2 separate regions of the Homo sapiens genome follow, and region 1 is linked to region 2. A link is a loop called in an ENCODE intact Hi-C map of the cell type or tissue named here. Cell type or tissue: endothelial cell of umbilical vein. All regions are shown on one strand.

Region 1 (8,000 bases), 420 kb after region 2:
TTTTAGTTCTATCTTTTTGTTTGATGTTTCTAGATTAGTATCATAAAAGTTCAGATATGTCCTTTTAATAGATTTTTAGTCTTTGGCTTCTTTGGTGAAAAAGTAACACTCTATGACAACAGTTTACTAAACAGTTGAAGTCACTTCCTTATCATTTGATATTTAGCAAAAATAACTTCACAAATTAATAGGTGGTTTCATATTATAGAGTTAAATTATGGCATTTCTTAGTAACACACACACACACAAAGATGGCTTTTTACAAATAATGGGAAGATCATAAAAATTTAAAAACTATTTATTTAAAGTGATAAGAAAGTGATACTCAGCATTAATCAAAAATAACCTTGTAGCATTATAAATAAAGGGGAAGGCATTTAAAAGGAAGGGCTGAAGCAGGTTGCTGCAGTAAGTGCTTGTAGGTTATCGGGGTACCAGCTTCTCTTGCAGGAACCTCCGTGCTTTGAAATCTAGTTGTCCCTTCTCCTGAACTTGAAGCACTTTCTTGGAGAGAGAGAGTACTTGAGAATGTGGAATTGATTATCTCCCTCCAAAGGCAAAAAAAAAAAAAGCAATTTTGATTATACTATTTATCATCTTACTTTAGTCTTATATCCTCCATCACAAAAATATCCCACTGGACCCTCGGAATTTGCCTAGTCATCTGTGGACTAGTCAGAATGTTTTGAGCTTTTTGAAGTTGGGAGGGATGTTAAACGATTTGCCACCTCTAGCAAATGCTTTTATTCCTCAGGTCTTAGGAAATGGCCAGATGGAGTTTGTCGAGGTCAGGTAGCTCTGATATTTTCTTTTGTTTTTCTCTCCTTGACTGCTGACTATAGTGAAAAGAAGCTATTAATTGACAAAAACTCTTTTCATCAAGAGTATGTAGACATACTCTTCTACATAATTATCAAGTACTGTTGGGTAACTATCTGGTATTTGATTTAAATCTTAGGCTCTATTTTTGGTTTAATAAGCTTTGTCTTCTCTAATCAGGATGTGGGAGATACACTTTCCTTATAATGTAGTCAGTGCTCACTATAAATTAGTAATTTTGAAAAGGAGACAATTTAAAGATACGTCACAACTATTAGTGGTCATTGGATATTTATAAATGTAGAGCTAAAGGCTTAAATTTTATGACATAGTTTTCTTAACTTAGAATGTTCTTTTTTCCTTTAATTTACATTTCTTCTATTAGGTAGCCACCACAGGACAGTTAACTATGATTTCATAGTTTGAACGAGTAGCAGTATTTAAAAGATGAAACCACCATATATGGATATAGAATGTGTGGTAGCAAGCGCATTACTCATAATCTTCCTAGACCTGTGTGTTTCTTTATGCTTTGGAAATGCTTCCTGTTGCTATTCATCTCCTTCTTATCTGTTGGTGCTACAGAGAGCATGTGAATGCCATCCATTATTTCCAAGACTTTGAGGAAACCAGTCATGACATACCAGGGAAGCTTTGATTCACCAGCTGTTGCTCTCGGGGAATGGTTGGAAACTTAATGAGCATCCACATGCCTTCCACAGCTCTCAGGAAATGAGCCAAGTGCCTAAATACAGACAGCAGACTCATCTATCTATCACCTCAAGGTCCCACTCAGAGAAAAGTGCTAATACCTTAGGCATACATAATAAAAGTCACTGAGAACAGGCATAACTTAATTTCGAGCTACTCTTAAGCTTCCTGCAGAAGTATCCAAAAGTCCTCTTACCATATGGAAGACATTTGGAATTCCTATTTCGTGCATTCATGGTTCATATAGTGTCACGATGTTCAACTGGGAAAATTAAATTATGTACAATGTACCATGTAGACATTGATCTTCTGGAATAAGATTTGAGCCCAGAAAATTAGTTTCTGAAACAAGCTTTCACATATTTTTAATGGGTAAAATTATTGTAACCAGCTTTTCTGATATCACATAAAAGAGTAAGATTCTAAGTTCCTATTTTCTTAGGCTTTGCTCTCTACACTTATTTTGAAAAATGTAAATACATTACTTACCCCCTTTCTATGGTTATGTTGCCCTAGCAGTAAGCAGGATAGAGCAGACTTCATAACAGACCACCAATGTGCAGATCCTTGTCCGCCCCTTATCAATAACATAATGTGGGGCAACTTCTATCATCTGTCTGTACTTCAGTTTCCTCATAAGATGGGACTCATTGACCATAACTCAGAGAGCTGTTGTGAAAATTAAATGCACTAATACATGTAAAGTTCCTAAAATATTGCCAAGCATGTAGTAAATGCTGTGTCGGTTTTGATTATTGTTATCTCTTTCTTTTGGGGCAGCTCAAAATATTGGAAACATTGGTTACACACATGTTCTATACAATTTTTCCTCATGTAATTTTAACCTATAGGATGTAAAGCCATGTATACTCTGTAGGTTAGTAAATATAAATTCTGAAAACTCCTTTGCAGCGATGAGTGGATGTTACTTTAAGAGCAGTCAGGATCACCTGCTTTTTCTCCAAACATGACATCACACTATACCCTTTTCCTATTACCCAAATGTATCCCAGGAACAAAGGATGAAGAACCACAGTGTTATGGGGATAGGACATGGCACTGTCAATGTTCTTCTTCCTGGTTCTGTTCACAGGAAAAGTAAAAGCAAACCTTGACATGTAATGATGGAAATTCTCCAGGCTCCAGTCAATGTTACCTAACCCAAGACATTTTTCATAAATATAGATTTTTAGGCCAGGTGCAATGGCTCAAACCTGTAATCCCAGCACTTTGGGAGGCCAAGGCGGGTGGATCACCTGAGGTCAGGAGTTTGAGACCAGCCTGACCAACAAGGTGAAACCCCATCTCTACTAAAAATACAAAAATTAGCTGGGCGTGGTGGCAGGCAGTTGTAGTCCCAGCTAGTGGGGAGGCTGAGACAAGAGAATTGCTTGAACCTGGGAGGCACAGGTTGCAGTGAGCCAAGATCATGCCACTGCGCTCCAGCCTGGGCGATGGAGCAAGACTCCATCTCAAAAAAATAAATAAATAAAAATAAATAAATAAATATAGATTTTCAGCACTTGCTTTTCCTTCTTTCAACATGTACCACCAGGCCGGGCACGGTGGCTCACGCCTGTAATCCCAGCACTTTGGGAGGCCGAGGCGGGTGGATCACTTGAGGTCAGGAGTTCGAGACCAGCCTGGCCAACATGGTGAAACCACATCTCTACTAAAAATACAAAAATACCCGAGTGTGGTGGCGCATGCCTGTAGTCCCAGTTACTTAGGAGGCTGAGGCAGGAGAATCACTTGAACCTGGGAGGTGGAGGCTGCAGTGAGCCGGGATCATGCCACTGCATTCCTGCCTGGGCAACAGAGTGAGACTCCATCTCAAGAAGAACAACAACAAAAAAAACCCATATACCATCAGTTTATTTCACCATATTCAGAAAGCAAATTGGGGGAAAAAAAAACATGGAGCAAGGGAGGTGTAATACAGTAAAAAACATATGAAATCATTTTAGTGGCAAATACATTTTCACAGTAGTATCATGCTTCAAAGCTTGATATTTTTGTTCTGGCTTCCACATTAGTGAAAATTTGACATTAAGATCAAGAACTTGGGGACTAGGAGGGTATGAGACAGTAACTAACTCTTTATATCCCAGCATATGAAATCATTCTTGCCACTAAATTATATAAAGACTAGCTTTTACAGGTGGCAGAAGCATTTACTCTGGCATTCCTAGGATTAAGTACAGTGCTCAGTAATCTAATAGAAGCTTATCTTCTAAATCCACCAGAGATGAGGTTCCTTCCTCACAAACATCAGATCACATTTTAAAAATAGCAGAGAAAAACTTCTGAAGCAACATAGGATGTGAAATGAATTCCTAAAAGAGAAAAAGGAAATGGAGTACCGGTTAAACGAATAACATTGTGTTATCGTTACTTATAATTATTTCCTGTCTGCACAAAGTTCATCTGAGAAGTTGAATAATTGGAGAGTCAAATTAGGAAACTCACATAACCAGAAATCAGAGATTTTTAGCTGCAAGAATGAAACCTCCAATAAATACAAGGAATATGCTTTCATGATGTAAGCCAGTTAAGAAAAAAAAAGTCAGAAAGGTATGTTTTCTGGATTTTAAATAAACCTGCTATTATAGTTCATTTTCATCAGTGCCACCAAGATGTTTTAATTTACACTAAAATTTGATCCTTACGGGAAATAAATGTTTTGGGGGCAGACTCTACTTTCTCATTCTTTTTTCCCCTCAATAATTTTACGTATCAATCATTACCAAAACTGGCTGCCTGGTGGTTCTTATTACAACAAATGTTCTTACTGTAATCCTCAAAAGCAGGTATCATGCTGCCTTGAATTCTAATTAGCCTTTAAGCAAGAGGAATATTATGTGGCTAATGCATTCAGTGTCAAGACACGTTAATCAAGATTATTGGTGATGCTTTTGGCACCCAGGCAGATCAGCACATATTTTTTAAGCCCTGCTGTACTATTTATTGGGCAATGAAAACTGGATCTTCTCGGGGGTAATAAATATCATGGAAAATATTACCTGCTTTAACCTGGTATACTAGAGGTTTTTTTAGAGGGGTTAAAAAGTAATTTTTTTACTCCTTTAATTGATAATGACTTATAAAAATAAAACAAATGGTAAAATGAAAAAACCAGAGATTTTTCTATGGGCAACAGCTAATCAGTCAGGACATTCCGGCCACCATTCCATTTAGCAGACGGTAAATTCTGCAAGTTTATAGAGAAACACCTGATGAGTCATTTCTGTATGAATGAAGCTGTCTCCTCCTTTCTTACATTGACTAGTAATCCCATCTAAGTATTTGTTGATTCTTCTCATCATTATGTAAATTGGCAAAAGAGTGTTAGGTGAACTGTCCCAATAACCATTTTAGAAGATAAAATAAGGTCACCTGAAATACTTTCTTGCTATGTATTACATATGTGTTTGAAGAAAAGTCAGTCAAGATTTTATTATTGAATTCTAAGACTTAATGAGACCTTTGATGGTCATTGTTAGATTTCAGAAATGTCATGTTCCTAAGGAATTTTCCAGCTTTGCCTTGCCTTTCTGTAAAATAGAAGACCAGTTTTTGTTTGTTTCCCTTGTGGCTTCTAGAGATGGTAGTTGTTCATGTGTTGTTTTTTTTTTTATTTGTTAGTTTTTTGTTTTTTGGCCAGAAGACAGTATTTAAGCTGCTATCTCAGTAGACTATTTGAATTTTTTAAAAGTAATAGCAAAGGAGTTGAGGAGAAGTGGCTTCAGTCAAAAATCTTACCTTAAAGGTATCTATCTTATATAGAATGAATAGGACCCACTTTCCTATAGCTAAATCTTCTGTAGTTTACATCATTTCTGTGTGTACATATAGCCAGTTTATGGACACAAGAGGAAAGGAGAGAGAGAGAGGTTTAATGCTCATACACTAATTGACAATGGAACTTTTTGTTTCATGCAGAAACAGGATCCTGTTTCAAATATAGTGCACATTAGGTACTGTAGCTGATAGTCACTGAGCTTATACTACAAGATTGAAGTTATGACTGCCTAAATGGAAAGATCAGTGTGAGATGATGAGGCCCTCCGTAGTTGGTCATGTGAAGATACACCTCTGATTTCAGCTATAGTTATTCTCCACAGACTTGCTTCTGTATCTGAATGCGCCCTGGCTGTTTAAATCTTTTGTTCAAATTAGCAGCCTGTGTCAGATTTTCAGCTTGCGGCTGCTCCCAGCAGTTTACTGTCAGGCCTACACTGTGCTTTATCCTGAATTAATAGCATTTCTTCTTTCCTAACTGAACCCCAGGTTAGTTGCCAAAATCACAGCTATTCTATTATTCATCTTTTCTACCAGGTCAACAAAGGGAAATGTGCTGTAGTCTTAGTTTTGAGACCTGGTTTTTTAACTCATTGATGGTGAGCTATTAATTAATGTTAAGAATAACCAAAGGATAAAACTCATGAAACAATTCAGGAAGAAATCAGATGCAATATCCAGGAGAAGACCAGAAAATTAGACCAAATTTGTCTTCATTTTGGAATTTGAAGCTGCATTAGTCCTATGCTATAATAACACCAACAGGGCTGAGATATCTGTATTGTGGACAACCTATTCAGTCACTGGTTAGCATGTGGCTTGGGGAACAGAACAGGATGCCAGCTACTATGTATTAGTAATTAAAATTTTGGATTGTCTTAAGGGTTCTGATAAATAATGTTATATATATTTTATCCCCAGGTTTTGATTAAATCATAGTTCTGTACTGATTTTAAGGGTTAGATAATACATTGTTTAGATTATTCTGTTTGTCCCAAGAGTAGATCTAGTTGGAGATTTCCAGGACACATAAAAACAAAACAGAACAACAGAAAACAACAAAAACAAAGAGAACAGATTAAATCTGGATTTAATTTTTACGGTAATGTGGAAAGGAGGAGAACATTTTTAAATGCCTGTTCCTCTCTATTATTTCTCTCTCCTCTTGTCTTCCTCTCTCCCTCTCCTTCCCTCCCTCCCTGAATTCCTCACTACTCCTTCTCCTCATCCTTTTCTTCCTTCTTTTTACTATTCTCTCTCACCTTAGTTAGGCACTAACTTTTTTTTTTTTTATACTTTAAGTTCTAGGGTACATGTGCATACCCTGCAGGTTTGATACATAGGTATACATGTCCATGTTGGTTTGCTGCACCCATCAACTTATCATTTACATTAGGTATTTCTCCTAACGCTATCCCTCCCCCAGCCCTCCACCCGCTGACAGGCCCCGGTGTGTGGTGTTCCCCGCCCTGTGTCCAAGTGATCTCATTGTTCATTTCCCACCTATGAGTGAGAATGTGCGGTGTTTGGTTTTCTGTCCTTATGATAGTTTGCTGAGAATGATGGTTTCCAGCTTTATCTATGTCCTTGCAAAGGACATGAACTCATCCTTTTTTATGGCGGCATAGTATTCCATGGTGTATATGTGCCACATTTTCTTAATCCAGTCTCTCATTGATGGACATTTGGGTTGGTTCCAAGTCTTTGCTATTGTGAATAGTGCCACAATAAACATATGTGTGCATGTGCCTTTATAGTAGCATGATTTATAATCTTTTGGGTATATACCCAGTAATGAGATTGCTGTGTCAAATGGTAATTCTAGTTCTAGATCCTTGAGGAGTCGCCACACTGTCTTCCACAATGGTTGAACCAATTTACAGTCCCACCAACAGTGTAAAAGCATTCCTATTTCTCCACATCCTCTCCAGCATGTGCTGTTTCCTGACTTTTTAATGATTGCCATTCTAACTAGCATGAGATGGTATCTCATTGTGGTTTTGATTTTCATTTCTCTAATGACCAGTGATGATGAACATTTTTTCATGTGTCTGTTGGCTGCATAAATGTCTTCTTTTGAGAAGTGTCTGTTCATGTCCTTTGCCCACTTTTTGATGGGGTTATTTGTTTTTTTCTTGTAAATTTGTTTGAGTTCTTTGTAGATTCTGCATATTAGCCCTTTGTCAGATGAGTGGATTGCAAAAATTTTCTCCCATTCTGTAGGTTGCCTGTTCACTCTGGTGGTAGTTTCTTTTGCCGTGCAGAAGCTCTTTAGTTTAATTAGATCCCATTTGTCCATTTTGGCTTTTGTTGCCATTGCTTTTGGTGTTTTAGTCATGAAGTCCTTGCCCATGAGTTAGGCACTAACTTTGCAAGCAGCAGTGATCTCAGATCTGTCTCTTGGTTGCCTTCATTCATTCCCTTCCACACACTATCTATCCTCAGCACCAATGTGAGGAATCCCAATTGACTTTGTCATCTTGTTGTTCTCACTGATAACAAAAGTAAAAACCTAACATGCTATCTAACTTGAGATAGTGAGTGAACAGATGGAGAGATGGAGAATGTGGAATATCTGTGAAATGAGAGAAGAAATATGTATAATACCTGAGGGGAAAAAAAACGGATTAAAGTAACTCTGAAATAATTGGTGCTCTACCCAACTTATT
Region 2 (8,000 bases):
AGCATACCATGATTATCTCAGCTGTTTACTTTGGGCAGATAATCTTTCTAAATACACATAAACCATCAGAAATTTTAATATACGTTAGTTCCTCACTTCTATGCTTTATCTCCTTTAAAGATTAGCCTCTTAGAGGTATACAGGAGTGGATTATGTCTTTTTCTTTTTTAAAAATGAACACTTTTACCCACTTAAAAAGCTCCTTTCTTCTGTCTCAATTTTCTGCTTTATCTTTTCTTGCTCTTTCTCCAGGTGCTTTCTTTATTAAACTTCCTGATGTGCCTCTCTGTCATTAGTCTTTATTTCATTTTTTCTGGCATGGAGATTGGTAACAATAGTACTAGTGGTGGGCTGGGTGCAGTGGCTTATGCCTGTAATCCCACCACTTTGGAAAGCCAAGGCAGGAGGATCACTTGAGTCCAGGAGTTCGAGGCCAGCCTGGACAACACAGTGAGACCCTATCTCTACAAAAAATAAAAAATTAGCCTGGTGATTACCTGTGGTCCCAGCTACCCAGGAGGCTGAGGTGGGAGGATCATTTGAACCCAGGTGGTCCAGGCTGGAGTGAGCCATGACCATGCCACTGGACTCCAGCCTGGGCAACAGAGTGAGATGCACTCTCAAAATAAATAAATAAATAAATAAACAAAACAAGCAGTAGCAATGCTGAGTCCTGGGTCAGGATCCTGGCTAGGCTAGCATTAGTAGGGAGGAGAGATGACAGTGACTGTACAGCTTGGATGATTTATTGTTTTTGAGTTGCATTAATGGGAGGAATCAAGGAAACAAATTATTTTATTCAGTTTAATATGCCTTCATAAAGGGCATCCTAATTTTACATGACATGAGAGAGGGCATATCTCTCTGATCCTTTCCCAGTGGGCATATCAATGAAATAGAAATGTATAAACATTTGACAGACAGGGCTTTGTTACTACAGGGCCTGCTTGAGTTATAGGGCATTATGGTGGTTCCAATATCACTTATGCTGTAGCAGATGAACATTGATTTCCTGTGATTGCGATGATATTGGTTTCCTTTGCTCTTGTAACAAATTATCACAAATTAGTGGTTTAAAACAATACAAACATTAATTATAGTTCTGATAGCCAGAGGTCCTACAATCAAGGTGTTGGCAGGGCTGTGTTCTTTCTCTAGGCTGTAGAGGAGAACTTGTTCCTCATCTTTTGCAACTTCTGGAAGTTGCTTATATTCCTTGATTTGTGACTCCCTTCCATCTTCTACACCAGTATTCACATCACTCTCACCTCTGCTTTTGTTGTTACATTGCCTCTCACTCTGAGACCCTCCCTCCCACTTAGAAGGTCCCTTGTGCTACGCTGGGCCCACCAACATAACTGAAGAAAATCTCCCCACTTCCAGATCTTTAACTGAATCATATCTGCCAATCTGTTTCAGCATGCAAGGTAACACATTCACTGTTTTGGAGATTAGGACATGGACATCTTTGGGTGTCCATTATTCTTCCCACTGCATACCTGTCCTATAGCCAGCTGTTTGCATTTTACTATTAATACCATTGATATTAGTCAGGCAAATTGGAGTCAGCTAGACTATAGCATTTTTAGTACTATTTTTACTTTTTTGGAAGCCTCCACATGGGAACCAAAATAACTATGCTTTGATCAATCTACAGAACAGCATGCGTTCAAATCCTCAGAGCTTTGTTGATCCACACGTTCTCTGTGCTTGATGCAGAGAGTCTACCAGGTTTTGAAATCTTAGCGCTAATGGCTGGTAAATTTCTGAGGTATTGTGCCCACCAAAGACATAAAGCAAATCTAATCCTCTGGATAAAGATCTCAAAGCCACAAAATTCCAACTCTATCTCTCTACTAAGATCTAATAGTGCTGAAGGCTTGCCAGAGTTGTTAATGTACCTTCTCATGGCCAATTTACACAAAGCATGCTATAAGAACATTGCATCATCCAAATTAAATGTGTAACCTACTGTAGGCATCAGTCAAGACAGAAAATGGCTTTTCTACTGAAATTTTAAGAGTGGTATGTTGTCCAAAAGAAAAAGCTCTTTATTCTCATTGTCTCCATACTTCAGAGAAACTGATGTGGAGAGTTTGAGAGGAAGAATGAGCAATGAGGCTAGTGAGATGGTAGACAGGGGGCTTTGTTGTGGGGGTTGAAAGATGTAAGATCTTTGTCCTAAGGACAACCAGAATTATTGAAGGACTCTAAATAGATGAGGAGAGGAGGGCAAGGGAGAAGTCAGGGCCGGCAACTGGGTATTTTGGCTTGGGGAGACTGGATGGATGGCAACTCCATTGGCTGAGATGGGAAACAGAGGAAGCAGACAGAATTTGGAGGTAAGCTGCAGGTTACATTGGAAATGAGAGTGAGACATCCAAACGGAGATGACAAAGAGGCAACTGGCTATATGGATCTGAGGTTCAGGAGAGAGGTTTGGGCTTTTGATATGAATTTATGACTCATCAGTGTAATGGGAACTCTACTGGAGAGAGTATACAGAGAAGATGGAATAGACAGAGACCCAAGGAGCACCAACTTTCAGAGAAATGAAAGAGGAAAAGCCTGCAAATGAGACTAAGGAACAGCTAGAGGTTACAGAAAGAGTTTGTACATTAAAATATTTGTACCCATTATTTGGGTCCTGTTATTGGAAACATGTTTAATCACAATTAAATGTGACTTGAAATTTATCTGTTTTAAAATTTATTTAAAAACGTTGTTTATATTTAAAAGAGGAACAGTAAATCCTCACATCGCAGGGTTATGAGGTTCAAATACAAAAAGTATTTGAAAATATTTTGGAAAGTATTATACCAGTGGTTCTCAAACTTTAGTAGTATATATCAAAATCATTTGGAGGGCTTGTTAAAACACAGATTGCTGTTTTTTTTAAAATTATTATTTCAGTAGTGGTAGTAGCAGTTTCTGATTCAGATCTGTGGTAGGAACCTAGAATTTTAATGTCCAAGTTCTCAGGTGATGCTGATGTTATTGGTCTAGGACCATCCTTTGAGAACCACTGTGTAATACAAATGAATTATGGTTTTGACTTTATAGCCAAATTCATTGAGTTTTCCTCCAATGTTAGTCTCTTTCTTCCTCTAATGCTGTTATTTCCTTACCTTGCTTCACACCTAGCAATATCCGTTTACACATGTGAAAGACCAACTTAGTGAAGTATTTTGTTGACTGTTTACAATAGTAAGCAACGACTTCAGGTTAGCTTAATTAAGGAGAATAGGAAAAATATATGGTTTTTTTTTTTATAGGGAGATAAGAAGGAACTCTTTGGAATAAGAGGTGGGATTTCTGTTTTCCCCAAAGTCAATTAGATGTCAAATGCTACTTGTTACCAACTTTCCAAAATCCCATTAGAGACCTTGTAATTTGATCCAGAGAGAACAGCATTAAGAGTCAGGTAAAAGGAAAAACTGACTTCATTCTTCATTCCTTTCCTAAATCCTGAGAAATGTGTATACCTCAACACTCCCTTTTCCAATCCCGCAAAACAGGGAATCAGGAAAACACATTAGCACCCTAGTACAGACTAGGAATACAGAGCTGGGAGGAGACTCAGTGCCGTCAAGACAAGGAAACTGGGGGAGGGGAAGGAAAACTTCCCCTCGTTGGACAATCTGAGGGCTGCAGTGGGAAGAGAAGGGAAGTGGGGAAATGTACCTCAGACGTCGGCCAGACACTTTGCCTCTGGGCATGTGGGAAAGTGAGGGAGGAGGGAAAAGCGCTGCACCACAGCGAGATAGCAACAGCTCCTGCGGCTGCTTTTGAGTGAAGATCAGTAGAGATAGAGCGTGCCGCTTCACATCTTCCTCCCGGAGGCCATTTCTCCATTTTTATGTGGGATAAAAAGGGGGCGCTGGGCTGAGTCAGTATAAGCCAAAGTTGCCGCCTCTTGCGCAGCCGACCCCGCTTCGGCCCCGGCCCAGGCCAGAGAGGTGGCCCTCGGAGATGCTGAAGTTACTCCGCGCAGGGGGAGGGGTCGCCAGGCTCCTCTCCAATCACGGTGGCCGCTCCAGCTATTTGCATACATTATGCTAATAACAGACCTCCTGCCCCGCTCCCACCCAAGCTTCCCGCCTCCCTTGGGGGTTCCCCGGGCCGGCCCGCGGGCTGGGCCAAGGTGAATACATTATGATAATAAGGCGGGCTCCTGCTTTGCCTTCGGAAGGGGGGCGCGCAGCAGCGGGAGCGGCAGGCCGGACGCCGGGCGCCGGGAGGGGGTCGGGGGAGGGACGTCGTGCTCGGAGCGCGCGCGCACTCACACACTCACACACACACTCACGCGAGCATCGCGAAGGGTATTTAAGGATCGCGCACGCGGGGCTGCGGAGATCCTTCGGGCAGCCGCGACTTCGGCTTCGCGAGTAGCATTGGTTCCTTGGGTTTATTTCGTTTTCCTCTCTCTTCTCCACCTTAGTCGCCCCTTTCGCGCTGCGCTGTAGCGTGCTCTCACAGCCTTTTTGCCTTGAACTGAATGCAGGTGGGAAACAGGTCGGCGTGCCGAAAGACACCGAGTAGGTAGAAATAAGGCAAACTCACAGAGGCGCAACAGGTCCGGTCCTCCGTGGCCAGGGCGAGCCGCGGCCCCGCGTGGCGCCTCGGCCGTTGCCCTCGGACCCTGAGCGGCCACTGTTGGGGCCCTCGAAAGAGGTGTCGGTCCTCTGGGAGTCGGAAGAGCTGTCTGGGTGGGTTTCGTCTTGCTTTTTACCCCACCGCCACCCAGTCCCCGGACGGAGGGTGCTTTTCACTTCCAGCTGGGAGGAGAGAAGAAAGCGGGGATGGTGCACGCCTGCGGGTCTGGACGCTGAGCAAGGCAGGGGTCCGTATCCGCTCGTGGGCTTGACTCCACCAACTAGTTGTGCAGCCACAGGGACTGAACTTTGGAGGAATCGACCTTTTTCTTTCCTTTTAGGATTATTTGAGGTGTAGAGGGTGGGAAGCGAAGCCGAGACGGCCGACCCCGCCACGATGCTGCTGAAGAAGCACGCAGGGAAAGGAGGGGGCCGGGAGCCCAGATCCGAGGACCCGACCCCTGCCGAACAGCATTGTGCCCGGACCATGCCCCCGTGTGCCGTCCTGGCGGCCCTCCTGTCAGTGGTGGCCGTGGTGTCTTGCCTGTACCTGGGTGTGAAAACCAACGACCTCCAGGCGAGGATCGCCGCTCTCGAATCCGCCAAAGGGGCCCCTTCCATTCATCTGCTGCCTGATACCCTGGATCACCTCAAGACTATGGTGCAAGAGAAAGTGGAGCGACTTCTGGCTCAGGTGTGAGAGGCTGGGGTATTTTGCACGTGGGTAACATCTTGTACAAGCGTGACTCTGTGTGCATGACTAGCCGCTACCCTTACTGTACCCATACTTGGTGTGGCTGTGTGTGTGCGCGCGCGTGCATGTGTTGGCCAAGGATCTATGCTCACTGTAGCATATATTTATATGTGCACATCCCTTGATGTCCCCATCCCTATCTCTAATCTTCCCTCACTCTCTCTTAATGTTTGCGTGTTAAACACATAGGAAGGTCTAAAAGGGTTCGGAAAGGGCATTTTATCTCTTTTTAGTTGTCCTAAGTCAAACCCAATTGTGGAGAGAATATTTCTTGCAGAGATAGCATCTGTTAAATCTTTTACATGTTGTAAGATGGTTAGGGTCATAGATGTTATTAATATATAAAAAAGGTAATCACTCTTAAATGTAAAATAATGTCATATATAATTTAAAATCAATAATTTCACACGTTGAATCTTTTCATATTAAAAGTTTAAACTTTTTTTTTTTAAAGTAGCTTTATTTTTGGTAAAGGATGCAGTGCCGGGGTATTTATGAATGCAGAGCCCTTGGAATTGAGAGTTGAGAGGAATCTATGTTATGTGTAAGGGTACCTTTAGACTAGAGTAAGGGGGTTTTCTGGAACCTTACCCTAGCCGGGAGCCTATTTGGCAGTAGTTGCAGCCTAGCATGATAAATAAAGCAGTTGACCTTCATGTATAAAATATTGGCTGTTATTGGTAAGCCACAGCTTACCTAATACTGCAACATTTTAGTGCTAGGTTTTTACATTGACTGCATATGCTTGAGCTGAGGGAGAGAGTGGTGGTAGAGAAGAATGGAGAAAGATGTTATACAAGTCCAGCAATCTTGATACCCTATCAGTGGTCATTTTCTTTTTTTAGGACTTAGGCATGGTTACTTTCTTGACTAGAGTCCAAGTACATATGTAAATGTTAGTTATGCAGGTTATGAAATGCCGGTAAATCAGGCGTATGGCCAGAGTCCCTAAAGACTCCATCCCTCTACAGTGCTACTGATGATTATTAATAACTCTTCTTTTCCTACAGAAATCCTATGAACATATGGCTAAAATAAGAATCGCAAGAGAAGCACCTTCAGAATGTAACTGCCCAGCAGGTAAAATGGAACTTATTTAACAAGGTTTCCTCCAGAGCAGAGCATTTTAAAACAAAGGTCCTGTGTCTGTCAAGTCTACCTGTAATAATAGTAAAGAAAGAATGCAGACCCAACTTGCTTTAATAAAATCAACATGTCTCATTCAAAAGGATGGCAAATAAAGCCCCAAATATTATTTTAAGCAGCATACCAAGGCCTGTTATGGGAAAGCAAAGGATATAATCACCAAAGAAAATATAGGCAAGGTGATGTACAAGGACAAACTTCTTAGATTCACAGATTGAAAAATATTCTTCAATTAAATTGTCTTAATGTCTACAGTGAAAAGGACTGTAGAACTGTTAGATTCTGAATTCCTGGCTCGCTCTTATTGTGTTAGTGCAGAGTTTTTTTTTTTTTTTGTTTTGGTTTATTCCCTTTGGCATACGTTTATGTTAGTAAACCACCTTCACTTCCTTTCCTGCTGTTTCTGTTCTATTAAAAAGATTCCATCTCCTATCCTATAGCTAGAGATGATGACTGAAAGAAAATGATTTCTTTATCTTGAGCTTCCCATTACAAACTCTTGCATTCTCAGTGACTTTTGAAGAAGAGGCTCTTATATTTTTACCTTTTTTTCCTGTGTAGCTTCAGGGAACTATATTAAAGGCAGCATATTAGTAGAAGGACAGAGAAGAAGGACATCATGAATAAGACCCCTGGGTAATCATTAAATCTTCCTTCATGGACCTTTGAGGGCTTGGTAGATATCTTAGACCTAACAATTTAGAAGCCCTTGGAATATGGCCATTGGAAACATCTAGTGGATTCAACTCATGTAAGTCATGAAAAACTCCCATGAGTTGAGATGTTTATTTCAGATAAACATTGTTAATACATTTATGAACATGATAGTTTCTTTTATCATCACTCATGGAAAGTGAGTCTCTTAAAATTTCTTTAGTATTAAGCAACATGATACTTAGGTGCTTATATATGAAAAGGCAAGTTCTTGTATTTTTTCATATTCTGAAACGTTTCCCCCTCATGATAACTTGTTTTGGCAGAGCTACACAAGGCACCACATTTAGAAATTTTAAATGTCAACTCCAGGTTGTACCTTATACAAATTTTACTATTTATATTCTGTTAAATTTTTGAACATAATAGAGCTATATCTTTAAAATGAAGCCCTTTTGATCGAGAAGACATATATGTTAGGTACCAGAAAAACAGAGTTAACCTTTGACAGTGTAGGTCTCATTCTTAGTTGTTTTATGTTGGAAAATATCTCAGAAGTCAGATATTCAAGGAAGGCACTTTTCTAGTGTGGGAATTAACTCAACCACCTCATCAGCCTGTAGGGATTATTTAAATTCCCAGGACAGTTGGTGCAGGACTTCACTGATCATACCACGTAGAGTCCAGCATTTTTTTGTATACAATATTCTTACTAGCTCTGTGAAAAATAGCTAGTGCTTAATTAATAGAATTCTTAATAAACTTAGTAAAAATAGAAAAGTGACAACCACAACATTGAGTTCTATTTTTTGAGAAGATATAATTGTTTCGTGATGTTTAATGTAGGCTAG

What was found. Peaks named below come from ENCODE experiments on the same cell type or tissue, not always from the same donor. Only the 100,000 strongest peaks of a DNase experiment are listed, where the experiment ranks them.
Region 1: it touches region 2 in a loop (3-fold over the local background); 2 of 110 quality-filtered maps call a loop at or near these places.

Annotation. Positions count from the first base shown.
Region 1 is chr4:108,874,831-108,882,830 of GRCh38, reverse strand. All of the region lies in intron 19 of COL25A1 (collagen type XXV alpha 1 chain), which reads left to right. Among named protein-coding and RNA genes, the nearest start is that of ETNPPL, 120 kb to the right of the region's middle. In endothelial cell of umbilical vein, no CTCF peak of the experiment used is centred here; DNase peaks (open chromatin) are centred at 1,450 and 3,830; H3K27ac peaks cover 2,803 bases; H3K27me3 peaks cover 633 bases.
Region 2 is chr4:109,299,012-109,307,011 of GRCh38, reverse strand. COL25A1 (collagen type XXV alpha 1 chain) reads left to right here and starts at 4,354. Exons shown (of 38, transcript NM_198721.4): 1 at 4,354-4,843; 2 at 4,937-5,289; 3 at 6,360-6,429. The coding sequence starts at 4,993. It overlaps COL25A1-DT (COL25A1 divergent transcript), which reads right to left and starts at 3,977. Exons shown (of 3, transcript NR_160939.1): 1 at 3,685-3,977. RefSeq lists an enhancer at 3,500-4,282. In endothelial cell of umbilical vein, no CTCF peak of the experiment used is centred here; a DNase peak (open chromatin) is centred at 4,191; H3K4me3 peaks cover 1,252 bases; H3K27me3 peaks cover 2,173 bases.